Linked DNA regions of Homo sapiens: region 2 is linked to region 1. A link is a loop called in an ENCODE intact Hi-C map of the cell type or tissue named here. Cell type or tissue: HCT116. All regions are shown on one strand. Each heading gives the region's core, and the rest is flanking DNA. Links, peaks and the distances in the headings are about the cores only.

The links. A loop is a pair of places that touch in the nucleus more often than their neighbours do. Peaks named below come from ENCODE experiments on the same cell type or tissue, not always from the same donor. Only the 100,000 strongest peaks of a DNase experiment are listed, where the experiment ranks them.
Region 2: it touches region 1 in a loop (5-fold over the local background); 17 of 110 quality-filtered maps call a loop at or near these places.

Annotation. Positions count from the first base shown.
Region 1 is chr6:2,787,126-2,795,287 of GRCh38, forward strand. LOC124901241 (a long non-coding RNA gene) reads right to left here. Exons shown (of 3, transcript XR_007059408.1): 3 at 4,066-4,361. Among named protein-coding and RNA genes, the nearest start is that of WRNIP1, 26 kb to the left of the region's middle. RefSeq lists an enhancer at 4,110-4,404 and a silencer at 4,110-4,404. In HCT116, for the core only: a CTCF peak has its summit at 4,230 (motif pointing right); DNase peaks (open chromatin) are centred at 4,256 and 5,457; H3K27ac peaks cover 736 bases.
Region 2 is chr6:3,054,792-3,060,158 of GRCh38, forward strand. It overlaps LOC124901242 (a long non-coding RNA gene), which reads left to right and starts at 297. Exons shown (of 2, transcript XR_007059409.1): 1 at 297-1,233; 2 at 1,708-2,566. RefSeq lists an enhancer at 1-536. In HCT116, for the core only: a CTCF peak has its summit at 1,403 (motif pointing left); no DNase peak of the experiment used is centred there.

The DNA.
Region 1 (8,162 bases), core at 3,010-5,509:
TGACCTCGGGTGATCCACCCACCTCAGCCTCCCAAAGTGCTGGGATGACAGGCGTGAGCCACCGCGCCCGGCCTCAATAAATATTGAGTGCCTGTTTTATGCTGAGCATTCTTGTTGATGTTAAAACACATCAGTGAGCAGAAGAGACCAAAAATTCTGTGTTCTTAAAGCCTATGGTATGAAAAATAATATGTTAATATGCCAAATAGTGATAAGTGCTATGCTAAGGAGAAAATGAATGAAAGATTGAATATGGAAAGGGGAGGTATGGGTGCAGTTTTAGTAGAGTAGCCAAGGTGGATCTCACCAAGAAAGTGTTTGAGTCAAGACTTCAAGGAAGTGAATGTGCCTTTCAGACACCCGGGAAAGGATCATCCCAGGCAGAGGGAAAAGCAAGTGCAAAGGCGCCGAGGGAGGATGGAAGGCTGGGTGGGTTCAGCATCCAGTAAGGAGACCAGTCTAGCCGGAGGGGAGGAAAGAGTGGTAGAAGTCGAGGCCGAGGATCATGGAGCTTCAGATAAGGTGGGACCTTTTAGGTCATGGGAAGGACTTTGGCTTTTACTCAAGGTTTCCCTCAAAGAGTGTCATGATGAGACTTTGATGTTATAGGGATCCCTTGCCGCAGTGTTGGGACTAGACGGTAGGTAGGGTCAGGCTCATCTTTTCAGTCAAGTAGGTCAAGGCATGGCTCCCTGCGTTCTCAGCGCCAGGTGGGGAAAGAGGAAAGTCGTCATACATCACTCAGTATGTGCCTACCACTTTGATCTTCTGACTGAAATGGTACCCAAGCCCCTGGCTCTATCTGGGCCCCTCTGGTTCAGAGATCTTCCCCTGGCCTGGAGTAGGAGAGGGTGTCTGGAGACCCATCTTCCTCTTCCTTACCTGCTGCCACCTCCCAAGCCTCTGAGACGTCTGCCACGTTGATGCCTTGGCATTCCCCACTCGACTTGCCAGGTCAGTTACCATTTGCCCGCCATGTTTCCACCTCCAGCATCATGTTGCCATTATCTCACTTGTTCTCCTCACTTTCAAGGATTGATGGATTTTAAGGATTCCTTTACTGTATTTTTGGTGGAGGCTTAGGAGGAAATAAAATCACATGTGGGTCCAATCCATTATCTTTACTAGTATTTCATTAAGAAATGTATAGCCCAGTTTTTTCTTGATTTTTTTTTTTTTTTTTTTGGAGACGGAGGCTTGTGCTCTTTTGCCCAGGCTGGAGTGCAATGACGCGATCTCGGCTCACTGCAACCTCCACCTCCTGGGTTCAAGCACTTCTCCTGCCTCAGCCTCCTGAGTAGCTGGGACTACAGGCACACACCACCACGCCTGGCTAATTTTTTTGTATTTTAGTAAAGACAAGGTTTTACTGTCTTGCCCAGGCTGGTCTCGAACTCCTGAGCTCAGGCAATCCGCCTGCCTCAGCCTCCCAAAATGCTAGGATTACAGGCATGAGCCACTGTGCCTGGCCAATTTTGATTCTTTAAAAATAACATTTTTACAGGCCAGGCGTGGTGGCTCACACCTGTAATCCCAGCACTTTGGGAGGCCAAGGCAGGTGGATCACGAGGTCAGGAGATCGAGACCATCCTGGCTAACAAGGTGAAACCCCGTCTCTACTAAAAATACAAAAAATTAGCCGGGCGCGGTGGCGGGCGCCTGTAGTCCCAGCTACTCGGGAGGCTAAGGCAGGAGAATGGCGTGAACCCGGGAAGCGGAGCTTGCAGTGAGCCGAGATTGCGCCACTGCAGTCCGCAGTCCAGCCTGGGCGACAGAGCGAGACTCCGTCTCAAAAAAAAAAAAAAAAAAAAAATTTTTGTTGGGGGATGGAGTTACTTCCAAATAAGAAGTGTGCTTGTGATGTAACCGGAGGTGACATTAACTCCTCAACAAGCTTTTCCGTCATGACTCACTCCTGCCAGTTTCCCAAGGGACGGATCCCAGTGGTGGTCAAGGCACAGGTGTGAATTTATGCCAGGACGATATGTGAGCATCGTAACTCAAGCCAACAGATAAGTGATGAGGGCTTTTTGAGATCCATCATCCTATTAGACATGCGGCCCTGAACACAGTGTGTAACGCGGACACGGGGCCTGTGCTGGAGCACGCGGTGCTGGGGAGAGCCTGCAGCACACTTTCTGCTGTATCCAGCAGCGGGGCACTGAGCAGCCAACTTTCTGTAACTGTAAAATCAAGCTTGAAAGTTTGCAAATGCTTGTTTTTTGGTTTCAAAGAATCTTATTTTGTGAAAGCAGATTTTTAAAGTTTTTAAAGCAGATATTCACTGCCTGAATGAATACCTCTCACATACCACAGTGAGCATGACTGAAAGTTTACACCATTAGCTAAACCCTGGGAAAAACTAATGCAGTGAGTCAGAGTTTCTGGTGAGGGAGGCACATCTCTTGCCTGTTTACAGTAGTATTCAACAATTGGGGGCAGCCCTTCCATATGATGCCATTTAAATACCACAAGTTATGGGCCAGGTGCGGTGGCACACACCTGTAATCCCAGCACTTTGGGAGGCTGAGGCGGGCAGGTCACTTGAGATCAGGAGTTTGAGACCAGCCTGGGCAACATGGTGAAACGTCGTTTCTATTAAGTATATAAAAATTGGCTGGGTGTGGTGGCGCACACCTGTAATCTCAGCTACTCAGGAGCCTGAGGCAGGAGAATCGCTTGAACCTGGGAGGTGGAGGTTGCAGTGAGCCGAGATCGCGCCACTGCACTCCAGGCTAGGTGACAGAGTGAGACTCCATCTTAAAAAATAATAATAAATAAGTAAATAAATAAATATCACAAGTTATGTACTGATTCTGAAAAAGCAACATAACCACCAAACACAATTTATTCCTTATGTTCCAAGTGTATTTGGTAGTTTTGTTCACCCTCATAACAGCCAAACCTGAGTTTAAGAACAGTAAGAATAGTGACTTGCAGAGATTTGTTCCAATTGTTACAACAAGAATGGATGTTAACTCATCTTTTCCAGATACAAGTCATCAAACCTGGACAATGTTATCAATTAATTCCAAATGAGAGAACCGGCCTTTTGATACTGATGTTATATTAGAAAGGATGATTTTCCTATACTTTCATATAAATGCCATGGATCTCTTACTTTTTGATGAATTAACCTTTGTGTAGCGACTACAGTTTGAAAGCACTACTACACATTCATAGATGCAGTTCCAGGCAGTTTGAGCCCACAAAGGCATTTATAACTTAAGCAGAAACCAAACAGAAGTAAATATTTTTAATAGAGTTAACAAATCTTCATAAAAACCAATCATTTAAAACTAAATGTTTTGAAGCTCTAAAGCCAGTCAGGCTCCGGGGAGGATGCAGATGATCCCCTCAGGCCACTGAGAAACTTTTAATCAGGGATCACAAGTATTAGAGAGGTATAGGGGAGGTTCAGGGGACCAACACAAGGTGAGAAGCAATTCCCTGGCAAGGCCTGAGAGGCAAGGGGTGGGAGCAGGCAGGGAGCCCTGGGAGAGCAGGAGGTGGCCGGCAGCCTTCAGACAGGAACTGCGGCCCTGAGTGGAGGCAAAGAACTCAGCAGCTGCTGCACCTCTTGAGTAGGGAACCTGGGGGTAGGAGAAGGAAATGCATGGTCTGAATCCTCTCTCTCTTGCCCTCATCTCCTGCCAGTCCCTCCCACTAGCAGGACCAACCAGAAGTTTCCCTGGTTAAAAAGCCAGGCGAGAAGGGTGGAGAATACCCAGTGTGCACAGATCTCTGAAATGAGAACTACTACTGCTCTATTTTAGGAGAAACAAAATTCTTTCTGTGTGATTGTATACCTTGAGAGCCAAGAAGAAGAGTCCGAACAGCTAACAGTCCAGTAAAGTGGCCACATGGAAACAACCCATGAAAATCCATAGCTTCCGGGCCACTACTGTAATCAGAAAAGACACCAAGAAGAATATTCCATTCTCAGTAGCAACCTGGAAAGAAACTGAATTGTAACTGAGGAGTAGGACTTACATGAAGAAAACTACCACACTATACCCTACTATTGAAACACAAGAAAATGCGAACGAAAGTAGAGAGAAGCCGTTTTCCTCAAAGACGTCATCTCAAATTTATTTTTACATTCCCATCATGCTTGGCATGTAGAATGTGATCAGTACATATTTGTTGAATGACAAAATGAGGGGATAAATAAACTTTCCCTAAGATGTGTATGTAGACGTTTGAAAATAGAAGTCTGTCGCTGATGTTTCTGTCCACCAGGAGTCAGGCTTCAGCCAGGAAAGAGTGAGCCAGTGTCTGAGCTGTCTCTCACCAGGCCTTCCACCAGCTCCAGGTCACCAGGTTCAGGCCAAGACTGAGTTTCAGTATTTGTCGTTAACCTGGTAGATAAATAAACAGTTTTAAAGTAGAGCTTATGTATTTGTCTGATTGCAAAAGTAATACATGATCATTGCACATAGGTACAGGAGCAGATGCAAAAAAAAAAAAAAGCAGATAAAAGATAGTAAAAATCAACTTTAACATTTAATATTTTTTCTCAGTGATAACCACTGTAAACATTTTAGTGTATGTCCTTTGGGAATTTTTTCCAATGAGTGTGTGTGTGTGTGTGTGTGTGTGTGTGTGTATGTATGACTACACCATCTGTTTATAGCTTGCTGTTTCTCACCCCCTCACATGATTTCTTACATGCAGAATTAGTCTCTTAGCGTATGACTTTTCATGGTTGAGTTGGAGCCACCACCAGGGAGCTGCACCCTTCCGGTGGTGCACCCCACCAGCCGTGCCATCCACAGAGGGTAGGACACACCAGACACCTAGTAGCTGGATTTATTTATTATATTTTATTTTATTTTTGAGATGGAGTCTCACTCTGTCGCCCAGGCTAGAGTGCAGTGGTGCAATCTCGGCTCACTGCAACCTCTGCCTCCCAGATTCAAGCAGTTCTCCTGCCTCAGCCTCCCGAGTAGCTGGAATTACAGGCACCTGCCACCATGCCCAGCTCATTTTTGTATTTTTAGTAGAGACAGGGTTTCACCATGTTGGTCAGGCTGGTCTCGAACTCCTGACCTCAGGTGATTCACCCACCTCAGCCTCCCAAAGTGCTGGGATTACAGGCATGAGCCACCGTGCCCGGCCTAGAACTGGATTTAATAAGAGAAACAGAGAGCCTCACACCACTCTCCCCTCCTTCAGCACCCTGCCTCCAGGGTTCTTTCGGCTCGCTAGCCAACCACACTTGGTGAGGTGCGTGGGTCCAGGAGTCTGTCTGCTCGGGTTCAAATCCTATCTGAGCCACCTCACCCCGTGACCTTGGTCAAGGTTATTTTCTTTTCCCTCATCTTTAAAATGGGTATCAAAATATTACTTAATCACAATGGAGATTACATGATTCAAATCTGGCATTGCTCAAAGTCATGTCCGGCACACAGTCCATACATGCTGGGTATTGCCATGACTCATTCTCCCCACCCCAGTTCAAGCATCGCTTTCCTCTCAAAGCCTGCGCTGAGCCCTCAGGCTAAGCTTCCCAGCCCAGCGCTGTGCAGCCCCAGGTGCTATTGCTCACCTGGGCTCTGAGCCATTGTGGTGTTCCAGGGCCTTAGGTGGTTATGGACCGGGCACTGCTCTCTCCCTCTGGGCTCTCCCTGGACGCCAGCCTGCATCTCTTTCATTTTCTTCGCTCAGGGGACAGGCTGAACTTGGGGACTGCGGAGGCCTGCAGTCTTCCAAGCACACTTGCTGCTTCATTTTGGCTGGCAGCAGTAATTGCAAACATGTATTCCCTGCCTGCCATATGCTGGGCACCATGCAAAATGTTTTCCATATGTGATCTCAATTTCCAAAAAGACTATATAAGCCGGTGCTGTTAGTACGTCTATTTTACATGGAGAAAAGGCGCACACAACTTAAGATGGCAAAGTGACTTCCTGAGAGTCAGCAGGATGGAAACCCCCAGAGCCGGCCCTGCCCGGCCACCTTGCCAGTGGCTCCAGGTTCTTACATGCATCAGAATCACCTGGAGGACTCGCTAAAAATCCCAGAATTTCTAATTCAGTCCATCTTCAATGGGGCCTAAGAATTTGTGTTTCCAACTATAAGTTCTCAGGTGGTGCTAACGGGGCTGGTCCACACGGACCACACTTTGAGAACAACTTCACCGTGCTATGTGACCTGCCATCAATAGCCTAGAAATAAGTTTTTGGTGGCAAACAGGCTCTTTTCAGACTCATCTCCTGCCTCTCTACCTGTAGCTGTCATTTATCTTTTCTTCCTTGCTCTAAACACATTCAGTGACTTATGAGGCCTTAAGGAGGTCCTGAGTCTCCATGCCACCTGGGCTTGCCTCCTTTGTCCCCCTCCCCTGTCATTCCTTCTGACACCAGCTGCTGCTTCTCTCCAGGTGTTTGTCATCCACACTTGAAATTGCTGCATGGGTGGGGAACATGGCTGCTGTGTGGCTGTGTGGGCAGGGCAAGGCCCAGGGGGCCTGGCTGAGGGCCGACAGTGAGCAGGCAGAAATCCAGAGGAGAGGATGTCTTTTTCTGTCTCACAAAGGCACACGTGGGCTAGCTGGGCTCTGAGGAAAGAGAGAGGCTTTTGAGCAAGTCCGTTTATGCTTCTTGCCTATTTTGCTTTAGCTTGTGGCTTCCGGTGAAAACACGCCTTCTTACTCATTTGGCTCCTTACTGAGGAATAAAATATACGAATTCCACTCCGTAGCCTGCAAATTCTCTACCTGTCTCATCGCCTCCTCACTGTTGCAGGTAGTTGAGACAAGTACAGTGGAACAGAAAGTCTGTTGGGCCAAGAATAGACTTTCTGGTATGAGATTCCCCAAGTGTGGGGAATGGTGAATGTCAGAAGCTTGAGTAGCAAGTGCACACATGGGGCGGGTCTCTTGTCACTTGTACTGGTTGTGCTCTAGTCACAGTAGGCTCTGAGGAAGCCAGGGTCCATGTGGCCATCTGCTTGAGCAACCTGCAAAGTCCTGGGTGTGGTATTTCTTTACTCTGCATGAAGTTACTCAACTGCCATCTGTATGACTAGCCAACTTTGAAGCAGAAACTATCTGAATTAGAATTCCATATTTCTTCCATTCTCTAATTTTTTTGAAATTCTGCCCCCATGATCTATAAAAAAAATGTGAAGTCTTCACCTAACCATCCACTTCATTAAGTCTCTCCTTCCTCTGCTCACATCACACTGCATAGGTTCTGTCTTTTTGGCTGTGGGTTATAAGCCTTCTGAGGGCAAGCATAGTCATAGTCATGTTCATTCCACAATGTTTGGCTCCTAGTAGCTTTTCAGCAAGTAATTGCTTAACTGACTTTCCCCGCTACAGAAGACGATGCTTTTCAAGAATAGACAATTCCATGTCACAGATAGTGTAGGTGTGAACGTCCCCAGGCTCAGGGCAGTGGATTAGTCATGAGCCGAGATCATTTTTCATGCTCTGGTTTGCACAGTGGAATGACTGGAGTAGCTTAGGATGTGGTATGAATTTCCTACTAGTGCACTAAAAACAGGATTCACATCCCTTCTGCCTTATGATTGTTTATGCAATAACCTCATTGCAAATGTCGTGTTGCTGTACCTTCCCATGATGTTTTAATGAAGTAGAATTTTAAAATATAATTAACGTGCTTAAGGTCATAAATCATAAAACAGATTTGGACAACTTCTGGATCATAGTATTTCAGCCTCTCTAAGCCTCAGTTTCCTTATCTCTTAAAGGAGGATAGATTACAATAATCTCTACAAACTCATGCAGTTTAAAAATACATTGTTGTTGCTGAGGCGGGTGGATCGTGAGGTCAGGAGTTCGAGACCAACCTGACCAACATGGTGAAACCCTGTCTCTACTAAAAATACGAAAATTAGCCAGCCATGGTGGCGTGCACCTGTAATCCCAGCTACTCAGGAGGTTGAGGCAGGAGAATTGCTTGAACCTGGGAGGCGGAGCTTGCAGTGAGCCAAGATTGTGCCATTGCACCCCAGCCTGGGCGACAGAGTGAGACTCCATCTCAAAAAAGTAAGTAAATAAATAAATAAATAAATAAATAAACCAACAACAACAAAACATAGTTGTTATCTGTATCATAAGAACTACTTAAAGGAAAATCTCCATTTTGCTAATGAGTCATTAAATACATATTTTACATCCTTCCAACAAGCTT
Region 2 (5,367 bases), core at 11-2,510, 260 kb after region 1:
GAGGGCGGTGGGGGGAAAAGCAAGATAGATCAGATTGTTACTGTGTCTGTGTAGAAAGAAGTAGACATAGGAGACTCCATTTTGTGCTGTACTAAGAAAAATTCTTCTGCCTTGAGATTCTGTTAATCTATGACGTTACCCCCAACCCCGTGCTCTCTGAAACATGTGCGTGTCAAACTCAGGGTTAAATGGATTAAGGGCGGTGCAAGATGTGCTTTGTTAAACAAATGCTTGAAGGCAGCATGCTCCTTAAGAGTCATCACCACTCCCTCATCTCAAGTACCCAGGGACGCAAACACTGTGGAAGGCCGCAGGGTCCTCTGCCTAGGAAAGCCAGGTATTGTCCAAGGTTTCTCCCCAGTGTTAAGTCTTACACCTGCCCACTCAAGAGGCAGGAGTTAATCCCAGAGGTCTGTGTCCTAATGCATTATGGCAAATGGATGTCACGCATGTCCCTTCATTTGGAAGATTGTCATATGTTCATGTAACAGTTGATACTTATTCACATTTCATATGGGCAGCTTGCCAGACAGGAGAAAGTACTTCCCATGTTAAAAAACGTTTATTGTCTTGTTTTGCTGTCATGGGAGTTCCAGAAAAAATCAAAACTGACAATGGACCAGGATATTGTAGTAAAGCTTTCCAAAGATTCTTAAATCGGTGGAAAATTTCACATACAACAGGAATTCCCTATAATTCCCAAGGACAGGCCATAGTCCTTGGGTGCATGGCTCCAAAGAAAAAGTTCGATTAAAGGAAAGTGGTTTAAGGACAAGGAAATGGCTAGAAAATGGAAAGTCTTGGAAACAGAGCCAGTTGGGGGTTGGGAGGGCGGTGCTGGTGAACAGTTTAGGCCGATTGTCTTTTTTTCTAGTGTTTGCTGGCTTCTGCCCCCTCATTTGGCAGTCACCTGCCACTGTGACCTCCCCAAGACCCCTCTCCAAACTCTATACCTTGATTTCTGGTGTCCCGGAAATAGAGACCAGAAACACTGATGTCCCACTCCAACGATAGAGCAGAAGGAAGGAAGGTTTCCCCTGTGGTTTAGAACGTTCCTAACGAAAATAACTGCAACTCTTGATTGCACCTCCTGAGGGTCGTTGGGACTTTCCCTCTCAGACATTTATTGGTTCATTCATTCGTTCATTTTGCTGTAACTCACAGTGGCCCCCATCCTAAGGTGCACTGCTGGGATTGGTCTATGTGCTGATGATGTTCTCCTTGTCTTCAGAGGTGAGAATGTGCCCTCCCTCCGAGATGCCCTCTTGCCCCTGAGCTCCCCAGCAGGGAACAGGCTGCCTTGTCTTGTGAGTCCAGATCCTGGGAACAACTTTCATTTAGGAATGGAACAGCAGGTCCTGGGAGCATTGGCGCCTGCGCGCCCATCATGCGCGTGTGTGATGCAACATCACCACCTTGTGGCAGCGAGGAGCTATCACAACGTGGACTGAGCAAGTTGCTCCCTGCTTGGGGTTGGGAGCTGGACTGGCCTAGTTCCCTGGGTCTTTTTTTGTTGTTTTTGTTTTTGTTTTTGTTTTTGAGACAGAGTCTCGCTCTGGCCCAGGCTGGAGTGCAGTGGCGCGATCTCGGCTCACTGCAAGCTCCGCCTCCCGGGTTCACGCCATTCTCCTGCCTCAGCCTCCCGAGTAGCTGGGACTACAGGCGCCCGCCACCACGCCGGGCTAAATTTTTTTTTTTTTTTTTTAGTAGAGACGGAGTTTCACCGTGTTAGCCAGGATGGTCTCGATCTCCTGACCTCGTGATCCGCCTCGTGATCCTCCTGATCCTCGAAGCCGCCCGCCTCGGCCTCCCAAAGTGCTGGGATTACAGGCGGGAGCCACCGCGCCTGGCCGTTCCCTGGGTCTTTTGAGTGGTGTGAGTTGAATGGTGGTAGATTCTAGGACAGTTCAGTAGGAGCCCGTCCTCAAAAGGAAAATAACAGAACTTCCTGCTAATCTGGTATTGGGGCTGAGCAATTACTGCACACTGATGAGATTGACCATAATTGCATCCTGAGTTTGAAGAGGAGGTCACGCTACTAAGACGAGATAAAATCAGCTCCAACGACAAACATCATCTCTGGGGGTTTCCAGATTCTCAATTTTCATTTAATCCCCAGCCTTAGTGGAAAGCAAGAGTCGGAGTCGGCATTCTGGGCAGGGAGGCAGGTGAGGCAGGTACACATCTCCTCTTCTCCCCAACGCCCCATGTTTCTATTTCTGAATAAAATGAACCATCATGGTGCTAAGGTAAAGCTAAACTAGCTGAGCCACCTCCTGAAGAGGACATTGCTTTTTTTTATTTGATGAGATTTCTTTCCCTTCTGTTACCAGCATCTCCATCCCTTTGGGAAACTGACTCTTAATAACAGAGTTTTTTGTACTTTTAAACTTTGTTTTTGTGTAGTCAAATATGTACAACATAAGATATGCTGTTTTATCCATTTTTAAGTGGACAGTTCAGAAGCATTAATTACATCGACTATGTTGTGCAACCTTTCCTGCTATTTATTTCCAAAACATTTTTCAACAGAACAAATAAAAACACGGTACTCATTGTAAAATAACTTCCCATTCCCCCCTCCTTTCATTACCGGTAGCCTCTAATCTACTTTCTGTCTCTATGATTTGTCTGTCCCATGTACTTCGTATAAGTGGAATCCTACAAAATGGGCCTTTACAGTCAGCTTATTTCCCTTGAAAACCTTGTTGGCAAGTTTCATCAATGTTGTAATATGAGTCAGAATTTCACTTCTTTGTGGCCGAATATTAAAAATGCACGGGTCGTTTGAGATTTGTGAATAATGCACCAATGATTCTTGGCATATATGTATCTGTGTGACTCCCTGCGCTTAATACTGTGGGTATCTACCGAGGAATGGAATTGTTATAACAATTCTATCGTCATCCTATGTTTAGCTTTTTGAGGAATAGCCAAAATGTATTTCGCAGTGTCTGTGCAATTTTACATTCCCACCAACAATGTATGAGGGTTCCAATTTCTCCATATTTTCACCAGCATTTATTATGTTGCTTTTTTTCCCCTAAATTATAGCCATCCTAGCAGATGTGATGTGGTATTTCATTGGGTTTTTGATTTGCATTTCCCTAATGACTAATGACTTGAATCGTCTTTTCATGCATTTACTGGCCATTTGTATACCTTCCTTGGAGAAATGTCTATCCAAGTCCTTTGCTTATACTTTAATTGGATTGTTTGCCTATTCATTGTTGAGTTGTAGAAGTTCTTTATATTCTGAATTTATCAGCTATATGATTTGCAAAAATGTTCCTTCACTCTGTAGGTTGTCTTTCTTGATAATATCCTTTGATACACAAAATTTCAGATTTTAATGAAGATTACTCCCAGTGGATTTTGTTTCTTTTTGTTTTTTCATTGTTGTTTTGCAAGAGATTTTGCTATCATATCTAAGAGCCTATTACCAAACCCAAAATTATGAAGATTTGCTTCTATGTTTTCTCCTAAGAATTTTATGATTTTAGTTTTTATATTTAGTTCATTGCTTGTGAGGGTTTTTTTAATACGGTGTGAAGCAGGGTCTAACTTTACTCTTGCATGTGGAAATACAGTCCTTCCATATCATCTGTTGAAGACTATTCTTCCCTGAATTGAATACTGCTTGGCACCCTTGGCCATAGACATATGAGTTTATTGAGGATCCCTTGTACATGTCTTGCTGCTTTTATGATTTTCTCTTTGTCTTATACAGACATCCCTCATTTCATTGCATTTTGCTTTAGCGCAATTCAAAGATATTGTGTTTTTCACATATTGAAGGTCTGTGGCAACTGTGTCAAGCAGGATTTTGGGACCATTTTTCCAACAGCATGTGCTCATTTCTTGTCTCTGTGTTACGTTTTGGTAATTCTCACAATATTTCAGACATTGTCATTATTATTACATCTGTTACAGTGATCCGGGATGTTACTACTATAATTGTTTTGGGGTGCCACAAACTAAACCCATATACGTTGACAAACTTAATGGATAAATGTTGTGTGTGTTCTGACTGCTCCAGTGAGCAGTCATTTCCCATCTCTCTCCCTCTCCCAAATTCTTTGAGACAACACAACAATATTTAAATTAGGGTAGTGAAGAACCAACCCTATAATGACCTTTAAATCTTCAAATAAAAGGAAGAGTTGCATGCCTGTCACTTTAAATCAAAAGTGAAAGACGATTAAAGTTAGGAAGACATGTCAAAAGCCAAGATAAGCCATAAGCAAGACCTCTTGCACCAAACAAGCTGCCAAGTTGTGAATGAAAGAAAAAGTTATTGAAGGAAATTAAAAGTGCTGCTTTAGTGAACACATGAATGATAAGTAAAACAGCCTTATTGCTGACATGGGGAAAATTTAAGTGGTCTGTATAGATCAAACCAGCCACAGAACTCCCTTCAGCCAAAGCCGAATCCAGAGCAAGGCCCCAACTCTCTTCAATCCTATGCAGGATGAGAGAAGTGAGGAAATTGCAGAAGAAAAGTTGGAAGCTAGCAGAGGTTGGTTCTTGGTTCATGAGGTTTAAGGGAAGAAGGCATCTCTGTAACATAAAAGTGCAATGTGAAGCAGGAAGTGCTGATGGAGAAGCTGCACCAAGTTATCCAGAAGATCTAGCTAAGATCATTGATGAAGGTGGCTACACTAAACAGATTTTCAATGTAGATAAAACAGCCTTCTATTGGAAGAAGATGCCACCTAGGACTTCCATAGCTAGAGAGGAAAAGTCAATGCCTGGCTTCAAAGCTTCAAAGGATAGGCTGACTCTGTTGTTAGGGGCTAATGCAGTTGGTGACTTTAAGTTGAGACCAATGCTCATTTACCATACTGAAAATCTTAGGGCTTTAAGAATTATGCTAAACCTACTCTGCCTGTGCTCTCAGTGGAACCACCAAGCCTGGGTGACAGCATGTCTCTTTACAGCATAGGTTACTGAGTATTTTAAGTCCACTGTTGAGACTCACTGTTCAGAAAAAAAGATTCCTTTCAAAATATTACTGCTCATTGACAATGCACCTGATTACCCAAGAGCTCTGACGGAGACGTACAAGGAGATGAATGCTGTTTTCATGCCTGCTAACACAACGTCCATTCTACAGCCCATGGATCAAGGAGTAAATTCAACTTTCAAGTCTTATTATTTAAAAAATACACTTCCGGCCGGGCGTGGTGGCTCACGCCTGTAATTCCAGCACTTTGGGAGGCCAAGGCGGGTGGATTAACCAAGGTAGGGAGTTCGAGACCAGCCTGGCCAACATGGGGAAACCCCGTCTCTACTAAAAATACAAATATCAGCTGGGCGTGGTTGCGGGCGCCTGTCATCCCAGCTACTTGGGAGGCTGAGTAACGA